3 separate regions of the Homo sapiens genome follow, and regions 1 and 3 are each linked to region 2. Evidence: read pairs that join two places in POLR2A ChIA-PET (ENCODE). Cell type or tissue: GM12878. All regions are shown on one strand. Links, peaks and the distances in the headings refer to the core of each region. The heading gives the core; the rest is flanking DNA.

Evidence for each region. Peaks named below come from ENCODE experiments on the same cell type or tissue, not always from the same donor. Only the 100,000 strongest peaks of a DNase experiment are listed, where the experiment ranks them.
Region 1: POLR2A ChIA-PET joins it to region 2 with 6 read pairs; 3 of 35 experiments call an interaction of 5 or more read pairs at or near these places.
Region 3: POLR2A ChIA-PET joins it to region 2 with 7 read pairs; 4 of 35 experiments call an interaction of 5 or more read pairs at or near these places.

The regions. Positions count from the first base shown.
Region 1 is chr1:10,386,898-10,397,215 of GRCh38, forward strand. No RefSeq gene overlaps it. Among named protein-coding and RNA genes, the nearest start is that of PGD, 7.0 kb to the right of the region's middle. RefSeq lists an enhancer at 1,360-1,539. In GM12878, for the core only: no CTCF peak of the experiment used is centred there; no DNase peak of the experiment used is centred there.
Region 2 is chr1:10,184,581-10,194,898 of GRCh38, forward strand. No RefSeq gene overlaps it. Among named protein-coding and RNA genes, the nearest start is that of KIF1B, 21 kb to the right of the region's middle. RefSeq lists an enhancer at 5,059-5,108. In GM12878, for the core only: no CTCF peak of the experiment used is centred there; a DNase peak (open chromatin) is centred at 5,241; H3K27ac peaks cover 487 bases.
Region 3 is chr1:10,298,006-10,308,323 of GRCh38, forward strand. The region is part of intron 22 of KIF1B (kinesin family member 1B); the gene reads left to right. It also overlaps the pseudogene RNU6-37P and the pseudogene RN7SL731P. Among named protein-coding and RNA genes, the nearest start is that of KIF1B, 93 kb to the left of the region's middle. RefSeq lists an enhancer at 9,444-9,944. In GM12878, for the core only: no CTCF peak of the experiment used is centred there; no DNase peak of the experiment used is centred there.

The sequences.
Region 1 (10,318 bases), core at 2,875-5,374, 200 kb after region 2:
GGTTGGATGGGGAGATATTCCACTTTCCCTTAGGAACTCTTGTCCCTGCACAGACCATTTTAGCTATTCTGAGCACATCACAAGCATACTCCTCTGGGGTGAGAATATATAGCCTCTGGGCTTTTTCAGAATTGCTCCTTCTGCTACTCTGGAAGCTAACGTGGAATGATTGCTTGAGTCCAGCAGTTCAAGGCCAGCATGGGCAACAAAGCAAGAACCTGTTTCTTTAAAAAAAAAAAAAAAAAAAAAAAAAGGCGGGGGGAGCAGGCATGGTGGCTTACACCTGTAATCCCAGCACTTTGAGAGGCCGTGGCAGGAGGATCACTTGAAGCCAGAGCTCAAAACCAGCCTGGGCAACTTAGTGAGCCCCCATTTCTACAAAAAATAAAAACAATTAACTGGGCATGGTGGTACACACCTGTAGCCTCAGCTACTCAGGAAGCTGAGATGGGAGGATCCCTTGAGCCCAGGAGTTTGAGACTGCAGTGAGCTATGATGGTGCCACTGGCGCCTGGGTAACAAAGCAAGACCCTGTCTCAAAAAAAAAAAAAAAAAAAAAAAGGAGCTGGGCATAGTGGCATGTGCCTGTAAATGAAAGGCATCATTTCATGCAAGCTCCTCTGAGCCCAGGAGTTCCAGCCTAGCCCAGGCAACAGGGCAAGACCACGTCTCAAAAAAAAAAAAAGTACTCTTTCCACCTAAAATATATTCAGGTCATTTGAGTTCAGTTTGAGTTCAGCTACGAGAATTATTTAGTTGAGTGAGTGTCAGAGCTGGGATTTTCAAATCTGCCCTTACTGGTATGTTGCTTTACACACCCTCTTACGTAAATCAAACTAGGATTCCACCCTGGGAGGTTTGCATAGAGGGCTGTTCTTGTAGAACTTGTGCTCATGCTTTGATTTGGGATTTGGGGAGTTAGGGCAAGCCAGAAAGTTTTTCTGGTGGATAATAATGTGGGTTGACTTTCTTAAGCATTTTAAGCCAAGCACTTGAGTTTCTAACAACTAAAAAGCTAAGTCAGCCTGACACAGCTCTAGCGCGCCCTGGCTTGATTCTGTTCATCCCCAGGGGGAGACTTGCCTTTGTTCCAGTCCTGCTCTCCCAAGCCAGCTTACTGTAGTTTTCCAGCAATTCTGAGAAGCAGTATTTTTTACTGCTGATTAGAACCTTAACATGGAAATGGAAAGTTTGTGTAGCATGTAACATTATTAGAAGGGAAAACATGACTATATGATTAGATACATATTGATTTTATGCAATATGTTTGCATAAAATCTCTTCAGTAGTAACTTGGTTAAATTATTCACATTGACTCAGCATAATTTCTCCCTTGCTAAATCTCAGACTAAAGCAATCAATTTGTTCCTGCAAGAAAGTCTGATGGTAGGCTTTCCTTGTAACTGAGCCCCATAGAAAGAGGAAGCAGCTGCAACAAAGTTGAAAAGGATGCCTGTCACCAAGGTTCTTTTAAGGGAGCCATTGTGTGAAGTTCTACTTGTGAAATTTCTGCAAGTACTGTTTGTTCTCCAAAATCCAGCTTTCCGTTGAAAGTCAATGAAACATCTCTAAAATGCAGACATACCCAGGTTCATTGGGAACACAGTCACTGTGAGTATACATGATTATGTCCTGCTAACCCTATTGGGAAAGAATGCTGGGCTTGGCCCTAGTAAGTAGACTTGGGTTAAAGTTCACCTCCGCCACTAACTAGCTGGGAAGTTCAACTTCCCTGAGCTGAGTTTGTCACGTTAGAGAATATTAATAAATATGAAAATTGTGGAGCAGTCTTAAGTTTAAAAGGAACTTTCATGGACATTAGCTCATTTTGCTGTGCCCACCCTGGGAAGGAAGCAGGACAGGCAGGCAGTGGCATCCCTGTCGTCAAGCAGCCTGAGGACTGCTGTGAGCCTCTGGAGCAAGGCAGGAGTTTGAGGAGGCTCTCAGTCCTTTTGTCCTTTTTTTGAGACAGAGCATCATTCTGTTGCCCAGGCTGGAGTGCAATGGCATGATCTTGGCTCACTGCAACCTCTGTCCCCCACCCTTACCACTGGGTTCAAGCAATTCTTAGGCCTCAGCCTCCTAAGTAGCTGGGACTACAGGATGCACCACCACGCCCAGCTAATTTTGGGGGGGTTTTTTTTGAGACGAGTTTCACTCTTGTGGTCCAGGCTGGAGTGTAGTTGCGTGATCTCGGCTCACTGCAACCTCTGCCTCCTGGGTTCAAGTGATTCTCCTGCCTCAGCCTCCCGAGTAGCTGGGATTACAGGCGCCCACCAACACGCCTGGCTAATTTTTTGTATTTTTAGTAGAGACGGGGTTTTGCCATGTTGGTGGTCTCAAACTCTTGACCTCAGGTGATCCACCCGCCTCGGCCTCACAAAGTGCTGGAGTTACAGGTGTGAGCCTGTGTGTCCTTTCTATTGAGGCTTCTCTCCACATTTTCTGATCCTCAGTCTCCTTATTTCCTGTAAGGCTGAGGTCCCAAATCCAGCCTGTGAAAGAGAAATGCCAGCAGAGGCAGCACCCAGCACAGGATCTATTATTGCAGCATGCCCTGTGGTCAGGGCCTTCAGTAAAAGCCCACAGACCCTGACTACTTTCTGGCGGACTCTGGAGGAAGGCCTTAACCACAGACAAAAGGACAAGGACAGTGCTGTGGAGGGACTGCTGGCTGCTGCAGCGTGAAGAGAATAGGGAATGCACTCTACAAAAATAAAAAAGCATAAAATTGGAAAAAATATATACCAAAAACATTTCAAGGTTCTGGACATCAACCAAAGGCAGGCAAATTAAGAAGCATTTATTCTTGAGAAAAAACTGGCTGGGCACGGTAGCTTGCACCTGTAATCTCCCAACACTTTGGGAAGCAAAGGTGGGAAGTTGGCTGGAGGCCAGGAGTTCAAGGCCAGCCTATGCAACCAAGCAAGACCCTGTCTCTACAAAAAATAATAATGAATAATAAAAAGAAAAAGAGTGGCTCACGCCTGTAATCCCTGCACTTTGGGACGCCTAGGCAGGTGGATCACCTGAGGTCAGGAGTTCGAGACCAGCCTGACCAACCTGGTGAAACCCATGTCTCTACGAAAAATACAAAAAAATTAGCCAGGCATGGTGGCTCATGCCTGTAATCCCAGCAACTTGGGAGGCTGAGACAGGAGAATCGCTTGAACCTGGGAGGCGGAGGTTGCGGTGAGCCAAGATAGCACCACTGCCCTCCAGACTGGGCAACAAGAGCGAAACTTAGTATCAAAAGAAAAGAAAAAGATAAAGAAAAAAAAAGTGCTAGAACTTTTTTTTTTTTGAGACGGAGTTTTGCTCTTGTTGCCCAGGCTGGAGTGCAGTGGCACGATCTCGGCTCACTGCAACATCTGCCTCCCAGGTTCAAGCAATTCTTTTGCCTCAGCCTCCCCAGTAGCTGGGATTACAGGCATGCACCACTGCGGCTAATTTTTTATTTTTAGTAGAGATGGGGTTTCTCCTTGTTGGTCAGGCTGGTCTCAAACTCCCGACCTCAGGTGATCCTCCACCTCGGCCTCCTAAATCGGCCTCCCAAAGTGCTGGGTTTACAGGTGTGAGCCACTGACCCGGGCCGAGAAGTGTACCTTTTTTTTTTTTTTTTTTTTTTTAAATGGAGTCTCACTCTGTCGCCCAGGATGGAGTGCAGTGGCGCGATCTCAGCTCACTGCAAGCTCCGCTTCCCGGGTTCACGCCATTCTCCTGCCTCAGCCTCCCGAGTAGCTGGGACTACAGGCGCCTGCCACCATACCTGGCTAATTTTTCAATTTTTAGTAGAGACGGGGTTTCACCATTTTGGTCAGGCTGGTCTCAAACTCCTGACCTTGTGATCCGCCCTCCTCAGCCTCCCAAAGTGCTGGGATTACAGGCGTGAGCCACCGCACCCGGCCTCAAGAAGTGTACTTTTTTATCAGCTAAAAGTGGCAAAGTTCTTGAGAAATAAACGGCTTGAGAAAGCCGTTTCTTGAGAAAGAAACCCACAGCTTACTAGCCTGAGATCTCAAGTAGCAGACTAGCTAGAAATCTAGGAGACTCTGGAAATGAGAATGCCACAAAAGGATTAGACAGGACCTCAGCACATCACTCGCTGGCTGGAAAACCAGACACGTACACAGATGAGACTTCAGAAAGCCCATAGAAATTAAAAGCCAAGGGAGAGCTGGGCACCATGGCTCACACCTGTAATCCCAGCACTTTGGGAGGCCAAGGTAGGCAGATCACCTGAGGTCAGGAGTTCAAGACTAGCCTGGCTAACACAGCAAAACCCCGTCTCTACTGAAAATACAAAAATTAGCCAGGCGTGGTGGTGCATGCCTGTAATCCCAGCTACTTGGGAGGATGAGGCAGGAGAATCGCTTGAACCCAGGAGGCGGAGGTTGCAGTGAGCTGAGATTGCATCATTGCACTCCAGCCTGGGTGACAGAGTGAAACTCCATCTCAAAAAAAAAAAAAAGAAAAAGAAAAATGTTAAAAGTCAAGGGAGGCTGGTTGTGGTGGGCTCACGCTGTAATCCCAGCACTCTGGGAGGCAGAGGCGGGTGGATCACCTGAGGTCAGGAGTTCAAGACCAGCCTGGCCAACATGGTGAAACCCCGTCTCTACTAAAAATACAAAGAATTAGCCAGGCATGGTAGCAGGTGCCTGTAATCCCAGCTACTTGGGAGGCTGAGGTAGGAGAATCGCTTGAACCCAGGAGGCAGAGGTTGCAGTGAGCCAAGATCCCACCACTGCACTCCAGCCTGGGGAGCAAGAGCAAAATTCTGTCTCAAAAAAAAAAAAAAAAAAAAGCCAAGGGAGATTTAAGAAGTAGGTGATCCCTGAATGCACCGCCAACCCACCCAGATAGGCCTAAATATCTGAGCACAGCCAAGGTGTTTGAGCACAACCTCTTCCCAGATCTTTGGCCACTAAGTTATGGAGACACAAGGCAACCATCAGGAAGTCAAGCTAAAACCTAAAGAATAAAAAAAATCTGGGTGCAGTAGCTCAACCTGTAATCCTAGCACTTTGGGACGCCAAGGTGGGAGGATTATTTAAGTCCAGGAGTTTGAGACCAGCCTGGGCAACAGAGAGAGATCTCGTCTTGTCTCTTAAAAAAAAAAAAAAAAAAAAAAAAGGCCAGACACGGTGGTGTGCACCTGTAGTCCCAACAACTTGGGAGGCTGAGATGGGAGGATTGCTTGAGCCCAGGAGTTCAAGACTGCAGTGAGCCACTGCACTTCAGGCTGGACAACAGAGCGAGTCCCTGTGTCAAAAAAAAAAAGGAAAAAGAAAAGAAACAAAAATCTGGGCTGGGTGTGGTGGCTCACACCTGTAATCCTAGCACTTTGGGAGGCCAAGGTGGGCAGATCACTTGAGATCAGGAGTTTGAGACCAGCCATGGCCAACATGGTGAAACTCCATCTCTATTAAAAATACAAAAATTAGCCAGGCATGGTGGCGTGAACCTGTAGTCCCACTCATTTTGGGGGCTGAGGTGGGATTGCTTGAGCCCAGGAGGTCAAGGTTGCCGTGAACTGTGATTGTGCCACTGCACCCCAGCCTGGGCAACAGAGCAACACCCTGTCTCTGAAAAAAAAAAAAAAAAAAAAAAAATGCTTAACTGCTCATCAGAAACAGTAAAGGCTAAAGCCACTGCAATGGATATTCAAAGTGCTGAAAGGAAAAAACAATCACCCAATAATTTTATATACAGCAAAACTAGCCTTCAAAAGTGAAGGTGAGGCCGGGTGCGGTGGCTCACACCTGTACTCCCAGCACTGTGGGAGTCTGAAGCAGGATTGCTTGCGCCCAGGAGGACCAGACCAGCCTCTACAGAAAAATTTTAAAAATTAGCCAGACATGGTGGCACCCACCTGCGGTCCTAGCTACTTGGGAGGCTGAAGTGGGAGAACTGCTTGAGCCCAGGAGGTTGGGGGTACAGTAAGCTATGTTCAAACCACAGCACTCCAGACTGGGTGACAGACCAAGACCCTGTCCCAAGAAAAAGGTGAAATAAAGACATTCTGAGATTTTTAAAAAGGGAGAATAAGAGAATTATTGCTAGCAGACCTCTCCTAAAAGAGGTACTAAAGGGGCCGGGTGTGGTGGCTCACTCCTGTAATCTCAGCACTTTCTGAGGCCAAGGCAGGCAGATCACCTGAGGTCGGAAGTTCGAGACCAGCCTGACCAACATGGAGAAACCCCATCTCTACTAAAAATACAAAATTAGCCAGGCATGATGGCACATGCCTGTAATCCCAGCTACTTGGGAGGCTGTGGCAGAAGAATCGCTTGAACCTGGGAGGCAGAGGTTGTGGTGAGCCGAGATTGAGCCACTGCACTCCAGCATGGTTGACAAGAGCAAAATTCTGTCTCCAAAAAAAAAAAAAAAAGAAGTACTAAAGGAAGTCCTTCAGCCTAAAAGAAAAGGACACTAGAACAATATCTTGAATTCACCAGAAGGCATGGAGCACTAGAATGATGAAGGCAGCTAAATGTAAAACACTATATATTTCTCTTTTTTTTTTTTTTTTTTTGAGACAGTGTCTTGGTCTGTTGCTCAGACTGGAGTGCAGTGGCACAATCCCGGCTCACTGAAGCCTCCGCCTCCCGGGTTCAAGCAATTCTCCTTCCTCAGCCTCCTGAGTAGCTGGGACTACAGGTGCACGCCACCACACCCAGCTAATTTTTTGTATTTTTAGTAGAGTCGGGGTTTCACCAAGTTAGCCGGGATGGTCTCGATCTCCTGACCTCGTGATCTGCCCACCTCGGCCTCCCTATATTTCTCTTTTATACTTTATATTTTTCTCTCTTTTTTAATTTTTTAAAAAACAAGGTTGTTTAAACCAGTTATAACACATTGCTGGGTTTATAACATATAAAGATATATATATAACACAAAGGAAGAGCAAGGGAAGGGTAGTAAAGTTACTGTATTTTACCAGAATTTTCAGTATTGAGCTGAAATATACTGTAATAAGTTAAAGCTACATACTGCAATCCCTAGACAACCACACAGAAAGTAACTCAAACATATAACTAAAAGGAAAAAACCCTTCAACTTTGGGATCAGGATAATACATACATACACATACACAAATGTAACACAGAAAAAGGAGTTAAAGAAGCCAGGCGTGGTGGCTCACGCCAGTAATTCCAGCACTTGGGGAGGCCGAGGCAGGCAGATCACCTGAGGTCAGGAGCTCAAGACCAGCCTGGCCAACATGGTGAAACCCTGTCTCTACTAAAAATGCAAAAATTAGCCAGTCATGGTGGCATGCCTGTAATCCCAGCTACTTGGCAGGCTTAAAACAGGAGAATTGCTTTAACCCGTGAGGTGGAGGTTGCAGTGAACTGAGATGGTGCCACTGCACTCCAGCCTGGGCGACAGAGTGAGACTCCATCTCAAAAAAGAATTAAAGAGAAACAAAGGGACAACAAAGATGAGAAATATAGAAAACAAGTATTAAAATGTCATCCATATATTCAACCATATCAACAATTACATTAAACATGAATGGACTAAATATTCCAAAGGGCACAGACTGTAAAACTGTATAAAAAAGCAAGATTCAACTATATGCTATCTACAAGAGATCCTTTAGATTCAAAGACACAAATAATAGAGTGAAAGTGAAAAGATATACCATGCAATCAAGAATCACAAGAGAGCAGGAATAGCTATATGAACAACAGTCAACATGGCCTTTTTCCCCAAGTTCTTCCTGCATACATTTAACTCAGCATAGACTTTAATAGTAGTATTAATATTAGAAACATAAAGGAACATTTTATGATGATAATGGCTATATCAATACATTATGAAGATTTAGCCATTATAAATATATACACTGCTAACATTAGTCTCAAAAACAGAATTGAAAGGAAAAATATACAATTGAAAATCCATGATAGGCCCAGTACAGTGGCTCAACGCCTGTAATCCCCGCACTTTGGGAGGCCGAGGCAGGCAGATCACTTGAGGTGAGGAGTTCGAGACCAGCCTAGCCAACATAATGAAATGCTGTCTCTACTAAAAAAAAAAAAAAAAAAAAAAAAATTAGCTGGATGTGGTGGCACTTGCCTGTAATCCCAGCTACTCAGGAGCCTTAGGCAGGAGAATCGCTTAAACCTGGGAGGTGGAGCCTGTAGTGAGCCGAGATCATGCCAGTGTGATATTGAGTCTTGCAAATCCGTTAACATGTTACAATGTCTTATTTAGATCTGTAATTTGCTTCAGCAATGTTTTGTGGTTTTGAGTGTATAGGCTTTGGACTTATTTTATTAAATTCAATATCTTATTCCAAATATTTTATTCTTTTGATGTTATTGTAAATGACACTTTTTTTTTTTTGAGACTGAGTCTCACCCTATTGCCCAGGCTGGAGTGCAGTGGCACCTCCCAGGTTCAAGCAATTCTCCTGCCTCAGCCTCCTGAGTAGCTGGGATTTTTAGTAGAGATGGGGTTTTGCCAGTTTGGCCAGACTGGTCTTGAACTCCTAGGCTCAAGTGATCTGCCTGCCTTGGCCTCCTAAAATGCTGGGATTACAGCCATGGGCCACTGTGCCCGGCCATAATTTTTGAATTTTTTTTTTTTGGTAGAGATGGGTTTCCGCCATGTTGCCCAGGCTGTTCTCCAACCCTGGGCTCAAGTGATACTCCTGCCTCGGCCTTCCAAAGTGCTGGGACTATAAGTGCAGGTGTGGACCACCGTGCTTGGCCTTTTTTTTTTTTCTTTTTTTTTTTTGAGACAGGGTTTTGGCTCTGTCACTCAGGCTGGAGTGCAGTGGTACCATCATGACTCATTGCAGCCTCAATGTCCCAGCCTCAAGCAGTCTTTCCACCTAACCCTCTCGAGTAGCTGGGACTACAGGCATGCACCACCACACCTGGCTAGTCTTATTTTTAATTTTTGTTTTTTTAAGTAGAGATGGGGGTCTCACTATGTTGCTCAGGCTGGTCTCCAACTCCTGGGCTCAAGTGATTCTCCCACCTCAGCCTCCCAAAATGCTGGGATTACAGGCGTGAACCGCCATGCCCAGCAGAAAAATTGTCATTGGAATAAAGTCTGGGGTTTTGTTAAAAGTTTTATATCGGCCGGGTGTGGTGGCCCATGCCTGTAATCCTAGCACTTTGAGAAGCTGAGGGGGGAGATTCCCTGAGCTCAGGGATTCAAGACCAGCCTGGACAATGCAGTGAAACCCTGTCTCTACTAAAATACAAAAAATTAGCTGGGCGTGGTGGCGTGCACCTGTAGTCCTGGCTACTTGGGAGGCTGAGGCAGGACAATTTCTTGAACCCAGGAGGCAGAGGTTGCAGTGAGCCGAGATCACGCCACTGCACTCCAGCCTGGGCGACAGGGCGAGACCTGGAGTGCAGGCACAATTATGGCTCCCTGCAGCCTTGACCTCCCCAGGTTCAGGTGATCCTCCCACCTCAGTTTTTCTATTTTTAGTAGAGCCCTCCACCTCCCGGGTTCAAGCAATTCTCCTGCCTCAGCCTCCTGAGTAGCTGGGATTACAGGCATGTGCCACCACGACGGGTTAATTTTTGTATTTTTAGTAGACACAGGGTTATACCATGTTGCCCAGGCTGGACTTCAACTCCTGGGCTCAAGTGATCCACCTGTCTTGGCCCCACAAAGTGCTAGGATTACAGGTGTGAGCCACCACACCTGGCCAGCAGTTTCTTAAAAAGTTACACTTACCTTAAAACCCAGCAATCCACTCCTAAGTATATGTCTAAAAGAAATGAAAACAACAGGCTGGGTGTGGTGGCTCACACCTGTAATGCCAGCACTTTGGGAGGCTAAGGTGGTAGCTCTCCAGACCACCCAGGGCAACATGGTAAAACCCCGTCTCCACTAAAAATACAAAAAAATTAACCGGGTGTGGTGGGGCACACCTCTAGTCCCAGCTACTTGGGAGGCTGAGGCAGGAGAATCACTTGAGCCCCAGAGGCAAAGGTTTCAGTAAGCCGAGATCGTGCCACTGCACTCTAGCTTGGGCTACAGAGTGAGACTCCATCTCACACACACACACACAAAAGAAATGAAAACAACAATTTGTACATGAGTTCAAAACAGAATTATTTATTTCCCAAACTAGAAACAATCCAAATGTCTATCAACAGATAAATGGATAAGCAAATGATGACACAATTGCATTAATGGAATACCACTCAGCAATGAAAAGGAACAAACCACTCATACCTACAACACAGATGAGCCTCAGAAACGTGATGCTAAGTGAAAGAAGCCAGACCAAAAAAATTATATGCTATTATTCCATTTCTATGAAATTTCTGGAAAAGGCAAAAAC
Region 2 (10,318 bases), core at 4,093-6,592:
AAATCCCTCTGTTCTACCTACAAAATGTATCCCAGAACTCGACGACTACTCCCCAGGTCCCCTCCTGTCACTTTGGTTTGAGTTGCTGCTGCTGGCTCTCTCCTGGATTATTCCAACAGCATCACTGGTCCTCCTGCCTCTCCCCTTAACCTCCTTTCTCAGAAAAGCAGGTAGGATGATCTTGTTAAAACTTTGGCTGGGCGTGGTGGCTCACACCTGTAATCCCAGCACTTTGGGAGGCTGAGGTGGGCGGATCACCTGAGGTCAAGAGTTTGAGACCAGCCTGGCCAACATGGTGAAACCCCGTCTCTATTAAAAATACAAAAATCAGCTGGATGTGGTGGTGTACGCCTATAATCCCAGCTACTCAGAAGGCTGAGGCAAGAGAATCGCTTGAACCCAGGAGGCGGAGATTGCAGTGAGCCAAGATTGTGCCACTGTACTCCAGCCTGGGTGACAGAGTGACACTCTGTCTCAAAAAAAAAAAAAAAAAAAACCAAAAAAAAAACAACTATAGCTAGGCGTGGTGGCATGCACCTGTGGACCCAGCTACTCAGGGGCTTTGGCAGGAGGATTGCTTGAGTCCAGGAAGTTGAGGCTGCAGTGAGCCGAGATTACACCACTGTACTCCAACCTGGGTGACAAAGTGGGGACCCTATCTCAAGAAAAAGATGCTGGGTGCGGTGACTCACGCCTGTAATCCCAACACTTTGGGAGGCCGAGATGGGCAGATCACGTGAGGTCAGGAGTTCGAGACCAGCCTGGTCAACATGGTGAAACCCAGTCTCTACTAAAAATACAAAATTAGCCAAGCATGGTGATGCGTGCCTGTACAAGTCCCAGCTACTTGGGAGGCTGAGGCAGAATTGCTTGAACCTGGGAGGCAGAGGTTGCAGTGACCCGAGATTGTGTGCCATTGAACTTCAGCGTGGGCAAAAAAAGAGCAAAAATTGCGTCTCAAAAAAAAAAAAAAGAAAAAAGAAAGAAAGGGGCTGGAAAAAAAACCCTAAAGCCAGGTGTGGTGTTGCACGCCTGTAGTCCCAGCACTTCCAGAGATCGAGGTGGGAGGATCGCCTGAGCCCAGAAATTCAAGGCTGCTGGAGCAGAAGCTCCAGCAAATGCAAGGGGCTATGATCTAGCCACCACACTCCAGCCTGGGTGACAGACTGAGACTCCATCTCAAAAAAAAAAAAAAAAGAAAGAAAGAAATCCTTACAATAACCTGGAAGGCAAAACGCTCACCTCGCATTCTCTCTGATCTCATCTCCTACAACACTCCCCTTACTCCAAAAACTCAGCCATTCTGGCCTCATTGCTCTCCACCCCTGCTAGGGCACTAGACTACTTCCTCTATGAAGAATCCTCTTCCCACAGATATACATATGGGTCAGTCACTCCCTTATTTGCTTTAGATCTTTACTCAAATATCACCTTGGTGAGTCCTTCCCTGTCCACCCTATTTAAAAATGTAATTTATTCACCTAACCTTGGTATCCCTTGCTATTCCCTTTCTTTGCATTTTCTCCTTGGCATTTATCACTATCTAACATGCTATATCTATTATGTACTTTACAGTCCACTTCCCCCCACTAGAATGTAAGCCCGGGGTGGGGGGGGGCAGAGATTTTTTTCTGTATCCTTGGCACCTATAAGTGTGCCTGGCAAATATATGTGTTGAATGAATTAATCTCTTCATATATTTGTTACTCTAGTTGTATCAGTTATTTATTGCTGCATAACAAAATCACCCCAAAATGGAGTGGCTTGGTTCAATAACAGTGATTTTATCCCCCACAGTTCTGGAAGATCCAAGAGCAAGCTTCCAAGAGGACCAGACAGAAGCTGTGTATTGCCCTTTTACAGCCTAGGCTTGGAAGTCACATAGTGTCACTTCAGCAGCAGTCACAAGCCTGCCTGGATTGAAGGGGAAGAAATGCAGAACCCGCCTCATGCTGGGAGGGAGGTCAACGTCACTCTGTGAGAAGAGCTTCTGGGATGGGAGACGTCGTTCTGACCATCTTGCAAATAACATTTGCCACGTTCCTCCTCTGGCAACAATTTACATTCTTCATATCTGCAAAATGATGCCTTATTTCCTTCCCGTGAGATTCCCAAACCGCATCCCATCAGGGCATCCGCTTCAAGTCCAGCATCTCATCATTGAAATCAAGTCCAGCTGCAGATGAGGCTTCTCAGATGGGATTCTTTGAACGTAGTTCCTTGAGTGTTAATCTTACGGATTTAAAGATCTGTTAATGAAAGATACAAGTTACCTACACACACATGCACACACACACACACCACGTGCACACATACACCACACACCACATAGACACACACGTGCACACACACACCACATGCACACACAACATGTGCACACACACCATGCATGCAATGATGGGACAGGCATGGGAAAACCATTCTGGATGATCCTGTTCAAAAAGGTGGAAAATGGTACCCCACAGGAGTCACTGGTCCATAGTATTAATAATTCTGAGATCCAACCAGGCATATGTCACCAGTTCCTTGTTCAGGGCTCAGTCCTACAGCCCAGGAATTGTTCACCAAGCCTCTCAGCTCCACCCTCTTGGCTCTTTTTGTCCTCTGAATCTTTTCTTCCTTTTCCATAAAACAAAAAACAAAAACTGAGCTTGCAATTAAGCCTTCTCAGTACATTTCCTGCTTATTAAAAAAATATATACATATGTTGCAGTAACGCCGGGTGCGGTGGCTCACGCCTATAATCCCAGCACTTTGGGAGGCCGAGGTGGGTGGATCACAAAGTCAGGAGTTCAAGAGCAGCCTAGCCAAGATGGTAAAACCCCCGTTTCTACTAAAAATATAAAAAATTAGCCAGGTGTGGTGGTAGGCACCTGTAATCCCAGCTACTCAGGAGGGTGAGGCAGAGAATTGCTTGAACCTGGGAGGCGGAGGTTGCAGTGAGCTGAGATGGAGCCACTGCACTCCAGACTGGGTGACAGAGCAAGACTCCATCTCAAAAAAAATATATATATAATATAATATTATATAATATTATATATTATAATAATATATATAATATATATTATATAATAATATATAATATATATTATATTATAATATATAATATATTATATAATAATATATATTATATAATATATAATAATATATATAATACATATTATTTAATAATATATAATATATATTATATAATAATATATAATATATATTATATAATAATATACATTATATTATATAATATATAATATATATAATATATATTATATAATAATATATAATATATATTATAGAATGATATATTAGATATTATATAATTATATATATAATATTATATATTATATAATAATATATAATATATATTATATAATTATATATATAATATTATATATTATATAATTATATATAATATATTATATAATTATATATATAATATTATATATTATATAATTATATATAATATATATTATATAATTATATATATAATACTATATATTATATAATTATATATAATACTATATATTATATAATTTATATAATTATATATATTATATATTATATAATTATATATATTATATATTATATAATAACATATATATTATATATTATATAATAACATATATATTATATATTATATAATACATATATATTATATATTATATAATACATTATTATATAATATATAATATATATTATATAATGCATTATTATATAATAAATATTATAATATTATATATATATAGGGGTTTAAAAGTCTCTTTTGATGTTGTACTTTCTCTGTCCTGTCCCTTTTCATTTAAGCTGGAGGCAGTTTGACCAGACCAATTACCTTAAAATGTTGTGGGTTTTCTATGAATCTTGCTGGAGTTTGCTCTGTTAGGCAAAAGCCGCAGCTACAAGTCTCTTCTGGATAAACTTTTCTCTATTTTGGATTACTTGTGTAACTCTTAAATCTTTCTGAGGTCTTAATAAAGGATTCTGAAGTCAGGCTTTTTTTTTTTTTTTTTTTGAGACTGAGTCTCACTCTGTCACCAGGCTGGAGTGCAGTGGCGTGATCTCAGCTCACTGCAACCTCCGCCTCCCAGGTTCAAGTGATTCTCTTGCCTCAGCCTCCCGAGAAGCTGGGACTACAGGTATGAGCCACCACTCCCAGCTAATTTTTGTATTTTTAGTAGAGACGGGGTTTCACCATGTAGGCCAGACTGGTCTCGAACTGCTGACCTCAGGTGATCCCCCTGCCTCAGGCTCCCAAAGTCCTGAGATTACAGGCGTGAGCCACCGCACCCGGCCTGCGGTCACATTTTTTACCCCATCTTTAGATATCGTCCCGAAAGTGCACTGTTTTTGATTTCTGACCAGAAGCCATTTCTTAATTTTTTAAATTTTTTTTTTTTTTTGCCAGTTCATCTCACATTTTTCTACAGGCAATGAAAGAAGCCAAATGGTATTTCATTATTCTGCCTTCACATCTCCTGACATAGATCATTGAGTTCACTTGGCAGATTTTCTCCTTTCCAAGTCACCGCAGACAACGGTGTTGACAAAATCTCCACCTCTAAGTAACAGAGGTCCCCTTTCCTGCAGTTTCCAACAGTATTTACTCACTTTCCTATAAGCCTCACTAACGGTGTTCTCAATACATTTTTATCCTCTGCCTACTAACTCCATCCCAAAGCCAATGCCACATGCATTATACTTTGTTTCAACAGCACCCACTTCCAAAGACCTAAATCTTAATCGCCCAAATCTAGTGGCTTAAAACAGAATCTATTAATATCTATCATGGGCTGGGTGCAGTGGCTCACCCCTATAATCCCAGCACTTTGCTTTGGGAGGCCGAGGCGGGCAGATCACCTGAGGTCAGGTGTTCAAGACCAGCCTGGCCAACATGGTAAAACCCCGTTTCTACAAAAAGTACAAAAATTAGCCAGGCATGATGGTGGGTGCCTGTAACCCCAGCTACTTGGGAGGCTGAGGCGGGAGAATCGCTTAAACCCAGGAGGCAGAGGTTGCAGTGAGCCGAGATCACACCACTGCACTCCAGCCTGGGCGACAGACTCCGTCTCAAAAAAAAAAAGAAATTGTTAATGTCTATCATGGTTTTGGGGTTGACTGAGCTCACTGGGCTGTTCTCACTCAGGGATCTTACACTGTTACCGTCAGATGGTGGCTGAGGCTAGAGTCACCCTTAGGGCTTCCTCACTCACATCTGGCTGTTGGCTGGCACACCCAGGTGTGCCCTCTCTGGAGCTAGGTTCCGAGAGCTAGCACCCTGAGAAGACCAGGCAGAAGCTGGGTTTCTATGGCCCAGCAGCCCAGAGGTCTTATGGTATCACTTCTGCTGTGGCCACAGGCATGCTCGGTTTCCAGGAGAGGAAACACAGACCCCACCTCTCAGTAGGGAGGAGTCTCAATGCCATGTTTCAAGAATAGCACGGAGGACTGGAGGTCTTGTTGCAGCTGTCTTAGAAACTAGAACTAGCCACACAGGTTTCTCCCTTTGTAAACTATCTATCCTTCTGTATGTGCTTTTCTGCCCTTTCTCTCGTGTTTTTTAGGTTTTTGTTTGTATTATTCTAGAACTTACTTCCTAGTCAGTTTTATTTTAATTATTTTATTTATTTATTTATTTATTTATTTATTTAGAGACAGGGTCTCACTCTGTTGCCCAGGCTGGAGTGCAGTGGCATGATCACAGATCACTGCAGCCTCAACTTCCCAGGCTCCAGCGATCCTCCCACCTCAGCCTCCTGAGTAGCTGGCACTACAGGTGTGCACCACCACGCCTGGCTAATTTTTTGTATTTTTTGTGGAGATGGAGTTTCACTATGTTGCCCACTCTGGTCTCAAACTCCTGGGCTCAAGCAATCCTCCTGCCTCGGCCTCCCAAAGTGCTAGGATTATAGGTGTGAGCCCTTGTGCCTGGCCCACCTTTTCTTTGTTTTGTTGTTGTTGTTGTTTGTTTGTTTGTTTTGTTGTTGTTTATCTTTGGGCCCCATCTTTTTATTATAAAGTGTAACACCTGGCTGGGAGCAGTGGCTCACACCTGTAATCCTAGCACTTTCAGAGGCCGAAGCAGGCAGATCACGAGGTCAAGTGATCGAGACCATCCTGGCCAACATGGTGAAACCCCATCTCTACTAAAAATACAAAAATTAGCTGGGCATGGTGGCGTGCGCCTGTAGTCCCAGCTACTCAGGAGGCTGAGGCAGGAGAATCGCTTGAACCCAGGAGGCGGAGGTTGCAGTGAGCTGAGATCGCGCCATTGCACTCCAGCCTGGTGATAGAGCAAGACTCCATCTCAAATAATAATAATTATAATAATAATAATAATAAATAAAGTATAACACCTATGTTAGGCCATTCTCGCATTGCTATAAAGCAAGCTTGTCCAACCTGGGGCCCGTGGGCTGCAGGCAGCCCAGGACAGCTCTGAATGTGGCCCAGCGTAAATTCATGAACTTCCTTAAAACATTATGAGATTTTTTTTGCGATTTTTTTTTTTTTTTTTAGCTCATCAGCTATCGTTAGTGTTAGTGTATTTTATGTGTGGCCCAAGACAATTCTTCTTCTTCCAATGTGGTCCAGGAAAGCCAAAAGATTGGACACCTCTGCAGTGTAAAGGAATATATGAGGCTGGGTGATTTATAAAGAAAAGAGATTGAATTGGCTCATGGTTCTGCAGGCTGTACAAGGGTGGCACCGGTGTCTGCTTGGTGTTTGGGGAGCCCTCGGGGAGCTTTTACTCATGGTGGGAGGTAAAGGGGGAGCAGACACTTCACAGAGAAACAGCAGGAGCAAGGTGCGGAGAGGCGCCACTTACTCTTAAAACAACCAGATCTGGTAAGAACTCACTCACTATCACAAGTAGAGATGGCACCAAGCCACGAGGGATCCCTCCATGGCCCAAACACCTCCCACCAAGCCTCACCTCCAACACTGGAGATTACATTTCAATATGAGGTTTCGGCAGGGACAAATATCCAAGCTATTTCAACACTTAGTCAGCAAAATGAATGAAACATAGATGTACAATTCGGTAAATTATTATATGTGAGGCACAGTGGCTCATGCCTGTAATCCCAGCACTTTGGGAGGCAGAGGCAGGCGGATCACATGAGGGCAGGAGTTCGAGACCAGCCTGGCCAACATGGTTAAACCCCGTCTCTACTAAAAACACAAAAATTTGCAGGGTGTGGTGGTGCACGCCTGTAATCCTAGCTACTCCAGAGGCTGAGGCAAGAGAATTGCTTGAACTTGGGAAGTGGAGGTTGCAGTGAGCTGAGATTGCGCCATTGCACTCCAGCCTGGGTGACAGAGTAAGACTCTGTCACCCAGGCTGGGTGTGGTGGCTCATGCCTGTAATCTCAGCACTTTGGGAGGCCAGGGCGGGTGGATCACAAGGTCAGGAGATCGAGACCATCCTGGCTAACATGGTGAAACCCCGTCTCTACTAAAATTACAAAAAATTAGCCGGGCGTAGTGGCAGGCGCCTGTAGTCCCAGCTACTCGGGAGGCTGAGGTAGGAGAATGGCGTGAACCCGGGAGGCGAAGCTTACAGGGAACCGAGATAGCGCCACTGCATTCCAGCCTGGGTGAAAGAGCAAAACTCCGTATCAAAAAAAAAAAAAAAAGGCTTATTCTATTACTTGTTACTAATAGCATCTCTTATCTCTTTGAAGATATTTATTATGCTTATTTAAAACTTCTGTTGTGTCCAGTCCATTCATTCTGCTTCCCCTGATATAAACTGCTCAGTTTATTGTCTCCAATTTCTGGCCATTTGCTCCTCAGATGTCTGGTTATTTTCCTGGGGCTGCTAATCCCCTGGGTGTTACAACCCACCTGGATGGCAACAGCAGTGTGTACTGAGCAAGGTCAAGGCTCAGGCCCTAAGCTGTGCCCTCCTGGTGAGCGTGTGTGTGGACACGCCTGGTGAGCTGGAGGTGGACAGAGTTTGTGGCATTAAATTGTAGGCCATAATTCCCCATGTGCCGTCCCCACACGTCACCCTGCCGTTCAAGAAACCTTCCTGTGTCTCTCCTCCAGCACTGCTCTTTTCCAAGAGTCTTTTACATTTATTTTGTTTTATTTTATTTATTTTTGAGACAGCGTCTCACTCTGTTGCCCAGGCTGGTGTGCAGTGGCACAATCACGGTTCACTGCAGCCTTGACCTCTAGAGCTCAAGTGATCTTCCCACTTCAGCCCCCTGAGTAGCTGGGACCACAGACACACGCCATCATGCCTAGCTAATTTTTTTTTTTTTTTGAGACAGTCTTGCTCTGTCTCACCCAGGCTGGAATGCAATGGTGCAATCTCAGCTCACTGCATCCTCCACCTCCCGGGTTCAAGTGATTCTCCTGTCTCAGCCTCCCGAGTAGCTGGGACTACAGGCTTGTGCCACCACACTCAACTAATTTTGTATTTTTAGTAGGGATGGGGTTTCACCATGTTGGCCAGGCTGGTCTTGAACTCCTGACCTCAGGTGATCCACCCTTCTTGGCCTTCCAAAGTGCTGGGATTACAGGCGTAAGCCACCGTGCCCGGCCTCATTTTTGTATTTTTTTGTAGAGACAGGGTTTCACTACGTTGCCCAGGCTAGTCTCCAACTCCTGGACTCAAGTGATTTTCCCGCCTTGGCCTCCCAAAGTGCTGGGTTTACAGGTGTGAGCCACCACTCCTGGCCTTACATTTGTTTTAATCAGCTGGTCCTTAGGGAATGGAGAGAAGGGGGACACTTTGCGTCAGCCTATCTATTGATGTCAGCCATCTCTCCGCTCCTGTCAACACAGTCAGACATCTGTGCCTCCCTGGAACTCCTCCTGCACCCTGGGTTGCTTTTGACAGGTGCAGGATTATAGGGTGATGGGGGCAGGCAGAAGACACGTCCGCCTCTCCCAGCTTCCCTTCCGCCCAGAGCTGCACCCATTCTTTTCCAAGCTGCCACCACCTCCTCTCCCAGAACCCAAATGCCTCTTTCTCCTCAGGATCTCTCAGTCTCTATGTGGTTTCTCAGTTCCATCTGCTTCCTTCTCTGTTCTGGCCTCTCCACTTCAGTGGTGTAGATTACAACTCCATCTGGCCGGGCTTAGAGGCTCATGCCTATAATCCCCACCACTTTGGGAGGCTGAGGTGGGTAGATCACTTGAGGTCAGGAGTTCGACACCAGCCTGCCCAACATGGTGAAACCCCATCTCTACTAAAAATACAAAAATTAGCCAGGCATGGTGGCACGCGCCTGTAATCCCAGCTACCTAGGAGGCTGAGGCAGGAGAATCACTTGAACCCGGGAGGCAGAGGTTGCAGTGAGCCAAGATGACGCCACTGCACTATAGCTTGGGTGACAGAGTGAGACTCCATCTCAAAACAAACAAACAAACAAACACCCTCCATCTAATAATCCCGAGAACCTTGTGGTAGATACTCACTCTACAGATGAAGAAACCAAAATTCAGAGAGGTTATGTTACTTGCCTGTGACCACACAGCCTCTCATTGAAATCACTGCAGCTCAGCCTTTTCTCCCTGCCCCCAAATGCTATAAGCCACTCTTGGGAGAATAAAGAAACACCAGCGAGAGCTTTGCTTCCGTCTTTCCAACCCCTGTGGGATACCAGGATGAATAAAGAAACTGTAGTGTTGCCGATTTCCAGCAGGCAGTCTCTAAATCTTCCGTCCTTCTGTATCGCGTATTGCTTTTTATGATGGTTTAAATTATTTATGCTGTTTTGTTGAAAGCTAAGCACGTTGGAGAAATGGCCAGTAATGGAAAAGTAAAAAGGGGGCAGGCAGACTGTATTGTGGTCGAACGTGGTATCTCCAACCTTGCGAGACCTCGAAAGTCTGTTGGTGTAGAGAGAGAGAGAGAGAGAGTGTGTGTGTGTGTGTGTGTGTGTGAGAGAGAGAGAGAGAGAGAGAGAAAAGGAAAGAGAGAGAGAGCTGGTTGATGCTCAGGGCTTATCTGGTCACTAGGTCTCTGGTCTCTGTTCCCTGCACTGATGGGTTTGCAGCCTCTTTGGAGATTATTTCTCTACCTTTCAGTCTTTTTGTAAAATGAGCATGTTACCTGTCAATATCACAGGTGTAGAAAGAAATTGCTGATGTCATCGCTTTTTTAAAAACTTTGAGCTCTTGTAAGGAAATGCCTGCTATAAATAAGCAGGGTTAATTTTTAGTTACAAACACAGTCAATTGTTTATATAAATATTATAGATCTAAATGCTTGGGCTGGGCACAGTGGCTCACGCCTGTAATCCCAGCACTTTGGGAGGCTGAGGCAGGCAGATCACTTCAGGTCAGGAATTCAAGACCAGCCTGGCCA
Region 3 (10,318 bases), core at 3,643-6,142, 110 kb after region 2:
TCATGAATAAATAAGTTGATCCATTAGTTAGATTTTCATTTTTAAAGCCAACCAAACAACCAATTTTGGTTAACAAAGCTGTGGTTATAAGAACCTTCTCAGCATTCATTTGATATGTAAGAATAAAGTATAACTAACCTTTGGATACTGTGGATGCAGTTTAGGAAGTTCTCATTTTTTAAGATTCAGTTGTATCTTTCTTTTAAGGTAAGGGGGCATTAGGGAGAAAGTTCAAGCACTGGCTTCTTTCCTTAGTATAAAATACAGCATGTAAACTACAGCCTTCTAGTCATGCTCTGTGCTTTGGAGAAGAAGGGGCTTAGTGCTAAGTGGGCCAGAAACGTGAAGGACTTGAGCACAAGCAACCTTTTCCAGAATACCTCAGTTCTCAGGCATGGGCATGGATTAAACCAGTTAGTTTGTTATCTTGTAAATTATAGTAAAGCCCTAAAAAGAATGGATTGTAAGAATAAATCAAGGGTTTGGGGCAAGATAATAGCAGTGTTACCAACAGAGGCTCTTTAGGAGGCCTTTTTAGCATTAAGTTTTTAATGAAAACGGAAAGAACTAGCTACAATGTGATTAGTGGCTTGAAAGGTTTGTGACACAAGAAGATGTCTTTTATCTTAATAATGTAGTACATTCTAATAACATGCCTCTGATGGTCTGTGAGAGATCAAATGAGGACAGGTGTAATTAAGCTCTATTATTAACAATAATGCCTTGTATTTGTATAGTGCTTTATAATTTACAGAGAGCGTTAACATCCATCAATTTATTTGACCCTCAAAACAACCCTCTTTGTTTACTTATGCATATGTATAAGTAAAATATGTAATATTACCTCCAGTTGAGGAAACCAAAACTTGGCTGGGCGCGGTGGGTCACGCCTGTAATCCCAGCACTTTGGGAAGCCTAGGCAGGTGGATCCTGGGACCTCACTTAGAATAACTAAGCACGGTGCTCGCTTCGGCAGCACATATACTAAAATTGGAACGATACAGAGAAGATTAGCATGGCCCCTGCGCAAGGATGACACGCAAATTCGTGAAGCGTTCCATATTTAAAAAAAAAAAAAAAGAAACAAAAACCACAAAAACAAAACAAAACAAGACAAACAAAAAAAAAGAATAACTAAGCACGGCAGAATAAGGATGCCTGGTGCTATCCATAACCAAGAGTTGGTGATCATTCTGTGCCCTAAAATAAAGATGGCCACTAAATAAAGAGAAAGTGAATGTCTAAGACGTATTTAGTTTCTAGGGAATGTACATACCCTGCAGATAATCAGATTCTGGTTGTTGTTTGCTCTGTGTATCTGAAAGCAAGCCAGGATTTCAAGAGCAGCTTCTTAAAGCAAGGAAGTTGCTTTCCTCTCAAAGGTCTGTCTGTTCCACTTTCATTTCTTGACTTAAGGGAGGAACTGATTTCTAACACTTCAGCCTGAAGAATATCTACCAGTAGTAATACTGAATGGAAAATGTCTTTATATATTACCCTGTATTGGTCAATTAACAGATGTATTTCTAATGCACCCTGTGAATAAACATTGAGAGAATACAAAGGAATTATTAATCAGTAAATATTTATTTAATATTTACCATATGTAATCACTTTTTGCATAATGTCAGCATTAAACAATGGAATTCAGGCTCATGAGTTTTCTATTCTGATAGTTCCCAAATGCATCACATTGTTAGGGTGCTGAGTATTTTCTTCAGTTAGTGCTCTAGGATACCCTGGTCCTTTCTGTGCTTGCTTTTTACACACAGTTTTGGGATCTTCTCTCTTCTTATTTGCATAAGTTCCTTGCAGAGTCTCTTTAGGAGGCCTACTTTGCATTTGGCATTTAATGAAAGCCGAAGGATCATTTTGTGACATGTGAATTGACCAGACCTCAGTAGCTTTTCCAACTCCTTAATAAATGAATCTAAATATTTTAAAAATCTGGCCAGGCGCGGTGGCTCACGCCTGTAATCCCAGCACTTTGGGAGGCCAGGGCTGGCAGATCACTTGAGGTCAGGAGTTCGAGACCAGCCTGGCCAACATAGTGAAACCCCATCTCTACTGAAAATACAAAAATTAGCAGGACGTCTTGGTGGGCACCTGTAATCCCAGCTGCTTGGGAGGCTGAGGCAGGAGAATTGCTTAAACCTAGCAGGCGGAGGTTGCAGTGAGCCAAGATCGCGCAACTGCACTCAAGCCTGGGTGATAAAGCTAGACTCAGTGTCAAATAATAATAATAATAATAATAATAATAATATAGATAAATATAAAAAATTCTTTTTTTGACATGGAGATAGGATTTATATCACATAAACTTTGCATACAGTTTTTAGTATCACCATCAATATGTGACAGGGTGATACATTTGAACTTTAAAGAGGACATACTCTACAGAGTCAAAATGGCAGTATTTTAAAAAGAAAGAAAATGACAGCTGCTAGATTTTACTTGAGTTGAGTTCTTTTGGATTTATATAGACTTATTTATATTTTATTTTAGAGTTTAAAGATAACTTTTGTCTCTTAAGCATGATATTAAAACAATTCTTAGAATACTTGTCATTTCCTGAATTAGGTAATATTCATTTCATCCTTAAGCAATTTGAAGAGGAAAAGAAAAACAGCCAGAAAAAAAGTGATAGTTGTTGGTTATGTGGGAAAGAATCAAAGATAATTTGTTTATGTTCTGTAAAATTCAGTTTATACATATTTGCAAAAAATCCTCTTCAGGAGTCAGACATAGTTTTTTCTCTAATATTTATGAATGTCATATTTATCACTTAAAATTAGCCATTATGATTTTAAAAACTAAAAATGAAAAGAAAAATTAATGTAGAGTCTGTGTAAATTTAGCAAACTTTTGTTGGTAAGTTATCAAATAGGTGGGAGTTATAAATGGGCTTAGTACTCATTTGTAGGTCAATAGAAATAATACAAATCAGTGGCAAGATTTTTAAATTCAGAGGCCAAATTATTATTATTATTGTGGAAAGTTACTTTTTTGTTCCTTAGAAAGTGACTATACAGGCAAATCTTTGGTTTTGTCAGGTGTGATGATGTGTGCCTGTAGTCCCGGCTAAGGCAGGAAGATCACTTGAGCGCAAGTGTTTGAGACCAGTTTGGGTCCCTGTCTCAAAAAACAAAGCAAACAAAGAAACAAACAAAAACAACAAACTTTGGTCTAGGAGGCAAGGTACTATTTATCAGTTTCAAGCAAACAAACTCTTCTAGAGATATTTTTGGTAACCACAGTGAATAAAAGATTGACTGTTAGTAACTATTTTCATTTACTAGACTGCCCTGAACTACTCATCTGTGAGTTGAGTATTTTTTTTTTAAGTGAAAGCATGTTTATTAAGAAAATAAAGGAATAGGCTGGGTGCGGTGGCTCACCCCTGTAATCCCAGCACTTTGGGAGGCCAAGGTGGGTGGATCACCTGAAGTCAGGAGTTCAAGACCAGCCGGGCCAACATGGTGAAACCCCATCTCTACCAAAAATGCAAAAATTAGGTAGGCGTGGTGGCAGGTGCCTGTAGTCCCAGCTACTCGGGAGGCTGAGGCAGGAGAATTACTTGAACCCAAGAGGTGGAGGTTGCAGTGAGCCGAGATCGGGCACTCCAGCCTGGGCGACAGAGCAAGATTCTGTCTCAAAAAAAAAAGAAACAAAGAAAGAAAGTAAAGCAATAAAGAATGGCTACTTCATAGGCAGAGCAGCTGAGTATTTTCTTTTCCCAGCAACTTTTATCTCCCGAATAGAAATTCTTTCTAATCCCACTTACTATTTGGAATTCTAAATCCAACATTGCTTTCCCAGAGATCCATGTTATCAAGATTTGCTTGTATTAGTTAAGAGCGATTGCTTATTATCTATACAGCCCTTGAAATTACATTGTTGTGAAGTCAGGCTGCTGTTTTAGGGCTAAGTAAGGTTTTCTGAAAAAGAGGCAATGGTGCAAAGACAGCTGGAAAGACAGAGTTAAACATACCTTTTAAAGTGGATCAATTTTATGTAACCAGAGTATGATCTTTCTGTTTTATGTGTTTATTGGAAGAGTTGTCACTTAAAGTGATATTCCTCAAATAGCTAAAAATGTCCTGGGTTTTCTAGATAGAAAATATCTCTAAGTTGTACTTATTAAAATGTGACTTGGGGAATTTTAAATTATATTCAGTGGAAGTATATTTGCCCAGCTTTATTTTTGTTCGGGTAATTTATTTCTCAAAATTTTGGAGGTGAGGTCTTTATTGATTTGTGTGTGTGAAAAACAAGACAAAACACACCCACTATGAGGATCCTTTAAAAAAAAAGCTTTCTTGTTATCCAGATAACACACTTTAATCGTACGACGGAAATGGATACATTTAACATGACAAAAAATAGCAAATCCTCTGCTCATGGAAAGATGATTTCCAAACCCTCTTGTCTTACAGAAGAAAACATTTGGTTGACTAAGAACTGACATGGTCTGCTCATAGGGATTCTTAGCATTTTTAACATCATCCCTGTTTGACTGCTTCTTTTTCTACATTCTCATCTTCTAACTTTTTTCTAGGGCTGCTCTTTTTAGTAAAGCTAAACAAAACCTGGCGTCCTACAGCCTTACTAACCTTTGTTAATCCGCCTGCTCGTCACATCTTTGTATGGCATCTGTGCTCACTCATGGGGGAAAGAGATTCTGGAAGAAGCAACAGCAATAACCAAGGCAAATGTGGGGAAGTGTCTGCATGGGTTGTTAGCATGATGTGTGGGGCCTAGGTTTTACTTCATTTTCTTCGAATAGTGAGGTCGTTAAGTCACGCCATTTGAATAATTTTGTATGACCATAGGGTGACATACTCATCCCTGTTGTCAATTCTCCTAAGAAATTTGGTGGCAAATTTCATCACTTAAGCCAGAAAGTGGAAATTTGGATTAGGGATGCCAAATAAGCAAATCTTTATATTGATAGAAATGTACATAGGCGTATGTCTTAATAGACTTCCACATTATTGAGGGGTTTTTTTTGGTTTTGTTTTGTTTTTTAGTTTTTTTGGTCTTATTTTTAAATTTGGTTAAGGCTTTTTTGCTTGCTTTTTCTTCGATTTAATTTTCCTTTTTTACATTTTAATTTTGGTTATTTTGGGGCCATTTTTTGATTTTGTTTTTCCAAAGGACGCGGATTCTGATAGCGGGGACGATTCTGACAAGAGGTCGTGTGAAGAGAGCTGGAAACTGATTACTTCTCTGAGAGAAAAGCTACCTCCCAGCAAGTTGCAAACCATTGTTAAAAAATGTGGCCTCCCAAGCAGTGGGAAGAAACGTGAACCAATTAAAATGTATCAGATACCCCAAAGAAGGCGCTTGAGTAAAGATTCCAAGTGGGTCACAATCTCAGATCTTAAAATTCAGGCTGTCAAAGAGATTTGCTATGAGGTTGCTCTCAATGACTTCAGGCACAGTCGGCAGGAGATTGAAGCCCTGGCCATTGTCAAGATGAAGGAGCTTTGTGCCATGTATGGCAAGAAAGACCCCAATGAGCGGGACTCCTGGAGGGCAGTGGCCAGGGACGTCTGGGATACCGTCGGTGTTGGGGATGAGAAGATCGAAGACGTCATGGCCACTGGGAAAGGCAGCACTGATGTAGATGACCTCAAGGTTCATATAGACAAGCTGGAAGATATTTTGCAAGAAGTCAAAAAGCAAAATAACATGAAAGACGAGGAGATAAAAGTCTTAAGAAATAAAATGCTCAAAATGGAAAAAGTCTTGCCACTGATCGGATCTCAGGAACAGAAAAGCCCAGGAAGCCACAAAGCAAAGGAGCCTGTTGGTGCTGGTGTTAGTAGCACCTCTGAGAATAATGTAAGTAAAGGAGACAATGGAGAACTTGCAAAAGAAGAACGTGTTTCCCAGCTGATGAATGGGGATCCAGCTTTTAGACGTGGACGTCTGCGCTGGATGAGGCAAGAGCAAATTCGGTTTAAGAACTTGCAACAGCAGGAGATAACAAAGCAGCTTCGTCGGCAGAATGTACCTCATAGGTTCATCCCTCCTGAGAACCGGAAGCCCCGCTTCCCCTTTAAGAGCAACCCTAAACACAGAAACTCTTGGAGTCCTGGGACACATATCATCATAACAGAAGATGAGGTTATAGAGCTTAGGATTCCAAAAGACGATGAAGCAAGGAAAGGGAATAAAGAAGAGAGCCAAGAAAAAGGGGGTAAAGGAGCTTTTAAGGATCCCCAGTTTCCATGGGGCTCTCAAGGAATGAGAAGTCAAGATCACATCCAAGTTAGCAAGCAGCACATTAATAATCAGCAACAGCCACCTCAACTACGTTGGAGAAGCAATTCTCTCAATAATGGCCAGCCGAAAAGTACGCGCTGCCAGGCATCTGCCTCCGCGGAGTCATTAAACTCCCACAGTGGTCACCCCACTGCTGATGTACAGACTTTCCAGGCAAAGCGCCATATTCATCAACACCGTCAGTCTTACTGTAATTATAACACTGGAGGTCAGTTAGAGGGCAATGCAGCCACTTCCTATCAGAAGCAGACTGACAAACCCAGCCACTGTAGCCAGTTTGTGACACCTCCGCGGATGAGGAGACAGTTCTCAGCACCCAATCTCAAAGCTGGTCGAGAAACCACAGTATAAATCAGTTACTGGACAAACTTGAAATCATGGTGGAAGAAACAGACAGTGTTAGCTCATGATTTGATTTGGTTCTACCTTTGGCCTTGAGTTCTTATTATTTACATTATAAATATTAACTGGTTTTATATTGTTAAGACAAAACACTGGTAAAAGTTTCAACACCTCCCTTTTGCTTGTATACCATAAATGGGCAGTTTCTGAAATTTTGGATAAAGCATCAAGAACTCCTTTTTCTGAAACGTTCCTCCTTTTTTAGTGCCTAATTAATATACTTACTTACACAGACTTGTCCCATCTTGATGTAAGTTTGTTATGTTTTTATAATGCCTATAAATTAATCTGACATCCAGAAAGACCTGCCTCTTAGTTTATGCAGACATTCAAAAGGAGAATTTGATAAGCAGAATTAAATGTCTGTTATTCATAAATGTTAGAAATTGGTTTAAAAATAATAACATGCAACTGGGTGGGCACAGCTTTGGATTTCTCATCCACGTCTGTTCCCTTCTTTAAATATGATTAGAATTTTCGTAAGCCAAAACTAAAGGTCTTCAAACATATCTTGCAATACATAGCTTTGCATCTTCCACACAACTTCCACGTCTTCTTTTATTCTGTATTTTACAAAAAACTCATATAATGGTTTTTTCTTTTGAATGTATCAGAATATGTATGAAATTTGTCATATCAGAATCTATAAATTGGCACTGTGTCTGGGATTCTGTTTGTGGTTTGCATTTTGAAGTTCAATGTATCATTTGACACACATGCACACAAAGTGAACTATTCACCAAAATCATGCCAACAGAAATACCAACAAAAAACTTGTGTAGCTTGTAAGGAGGTTATTTGGCTTGAGAGGGAAGAGGTGGGACAGACATGGGGGACAAAGCTACAGCATATGGCTCTGTGGTGCTGCTTTTTTCCAATAGTTGATGAAATAGTGAAATAAAAGTTAACTTTGGTTGGGCTTGGAATAAAGGAGATGATACATAATAAACTATTCTTTGGTTAGCATTAGTAATGCTTGTAGACACTCAAACAAGGAAGGCGAAGTCCTGATGATGATTTATTGTATCAATACCTCATTTTATTTGGTTGTGGTCTCAGTTTGCCTCACTGGAGAATCCACTAAGAAAGATGGATTTTAATGGGAAGAAAAGAATTATTTTCTACATCGTTCCTCATCTCTTGAGTTTGTCAAAAAGTTTTCTAAGAGGCAGTGTGAAGAGCCAGAGATGTCCGAAATTGCCTGACTTCATGTTTTGGAAGATTCCTAAGTCACATGAAATCATCTATCAAACACTTGTCTTCCAAACGGTGTGAAAAACTACAGCCAAGATAGCAGTTAGCATTCAAGGAAGCCTTAAAGATTGTGATTATGTTTTTTTTTCCTTTGCGTGTGGGCACTATGCTTTATTAGAACACATTATTTTTAATCATAGTATTTTTTCTTTGCCTCTAAGAAAATACTTTCTTAATGCTCAGAAAGTTGCTTCCAATTAATGTTTTTTTCCCCTTAAAAAGAGAAGCTTTGAGAGATATTTTTGCTTTCATAGCTAGAACAGTTGAAGTCTTCAACTGAGGTTTTATAGCAGATTAGACATGGGTAAATGATGTCTGTAATGGGTTGAGTTACTGAGATGACAATCTCCTGTGCCATTTGGTTTGAATGTACTTGATAGGCTGCTTCAAATCAGTCACTTCAATGCATTTTGTGTAAACCCAGTTGTCCTTTTTTATTCCTCTTTAGACATAAATGTGCTAACTATTCCTTTCTATACACAATTTATTTTCTAAGATTAAAAATAATAATTGCTAGGTTTGGTGGCACATGCGTACAGCCCCAGCTACTTAGGAGGCTGAAGCAGGAGGATCCCTAGAGCCCAGGAGTTCTGGGCTGTGGTACACTATGCCAGTTGGGTGTAAGTTTGGCATCAATATGGTGATGTCCCTGAAGCAGGAAACCACAAACTTGCATCAGGACGGGTGAACCCAGCCCAGGTTGGAAATGGAGCAGGCCAAAACTCCCAGGCTGATCAGTAATGGGATCTTGCCTATGAATAGCCAGTGCACTGCAGCCAGGACAACAGAGTGAGAACCTGTCTTTAAAAAAAAAAAAAAAAAAAAAAAAAAAGGTAATATTTATTATATTATTCAGGTTTCAACTCTGTAGCAAAAATGGGCTCTCATTTCCCTAACTTGAGATAACATAGGGTAGGTCCATATATTTTCATTCTTACAGTGGTCTTTTCATGGGAGTGAATGAGTTACTCTCCACTGGTGATTAGGTAATACTGTAGAATGAAGAGTTGTATAATATATTCATTTACAGCTGTGGATTGTGGTAAGGACTATGTCCACAGTGATATTCCAAAGAATTGGGTTTATATTTGTGCTTCATCTGTTAATCCCAGGTGTCCTCATGTTGCTGAAATATTTAGATAGCTAAAATATCCCTTAATTTCACAGATGACCAGGAAGAAATTAACCAAGGTTTTATTGACTGCCATGTATGTCCCATGATGCATTTCTGAGCAAATGCTTATCCTAGAGAATAACTCTGTATGAATAAAATTGCTTAATTGAGTCTCTTACTAAATAAGTAACTAGTGCCATGCTTTTGTGAGCTCTTGGTATGGCCCATATTACTTTGTTTTTTGTTTTTGTTATTGTTGTTTTGTGATAGTCTTGCTCTGTCGCCCAGGCTGCAGTGCAGTGGCACAATCTCAGCTCACTGCAACCTCTGCCTCCTGGGTTCAAGCAATTCTCCTGTCTCAGCCTCCTGGGTAGCTGGGACTACAGGTGCATGCCACCATGCCTGGCTAACTTTTGTATTTTTAGTAGAGACAGGGTTTCACCACGTTGGTCAGGCTGGTCTCGAATTCCTAACCTCAGGTGATCCACCTGCCTTGGCCTCCCAAAGTGCTGAGATTACAGGCGTGAGCCACCGCGCCTGGCCTGTTTGTTTTTTTAACATGATTTTTCTCTAAGCTTAAATACCACAAGGCCAAAGAGAAATGGTCATAATTTAAACCATTATTATATTGTTGAGGTATCCCTAGCTATTATTATAGCAAAGTGGGAAAAAAGTGTTTATTCTATTGAAGTTATGTAATGATCCGACATTAATGGGAATATAGAGGAGTCCTAATTAATTGGTATAATTTCACAAAGCGGAATGGTATTCCTTGGAGAGTTAAAGACATTCTCTTTAGTAAGTGTAAACCAAAGGGCATTTTCTTTATTCCTGCTTCTAATTCCTTCTAGCCCAGTGAATTATTTCTCTTTTCACTGGTAATGTGATGAATGGGAATTGTTTATTACATTGAAGTGACTTGAAGTGACCTTTTGTGCTTTAGGTGCAGGTTGACACTGAAAAAAAAACAAAACACTGAATTTTTCACACCTATGTCTGCATTAAAGGCTGTTTTACTACCGGAAGTTACATAGACTTCCTGCAGTCAGCTGCTGTGCCCCAGTGCCTTACTGGTCCTTTGTAGATTTGCCTTAATGATTTGTACAAATGACTGGGAGGCGGGGATGCTGCCTGTGTCCTGGTGAACCTTAATGAAGGGGCCGTCTTAGGCACAGTGCAAAACAAGCATTTGTCCTGTACTGTTAGAGCCAAAATTGTGATGAGCAATACTGATAATTGTCCAGTTTATGTCATCTT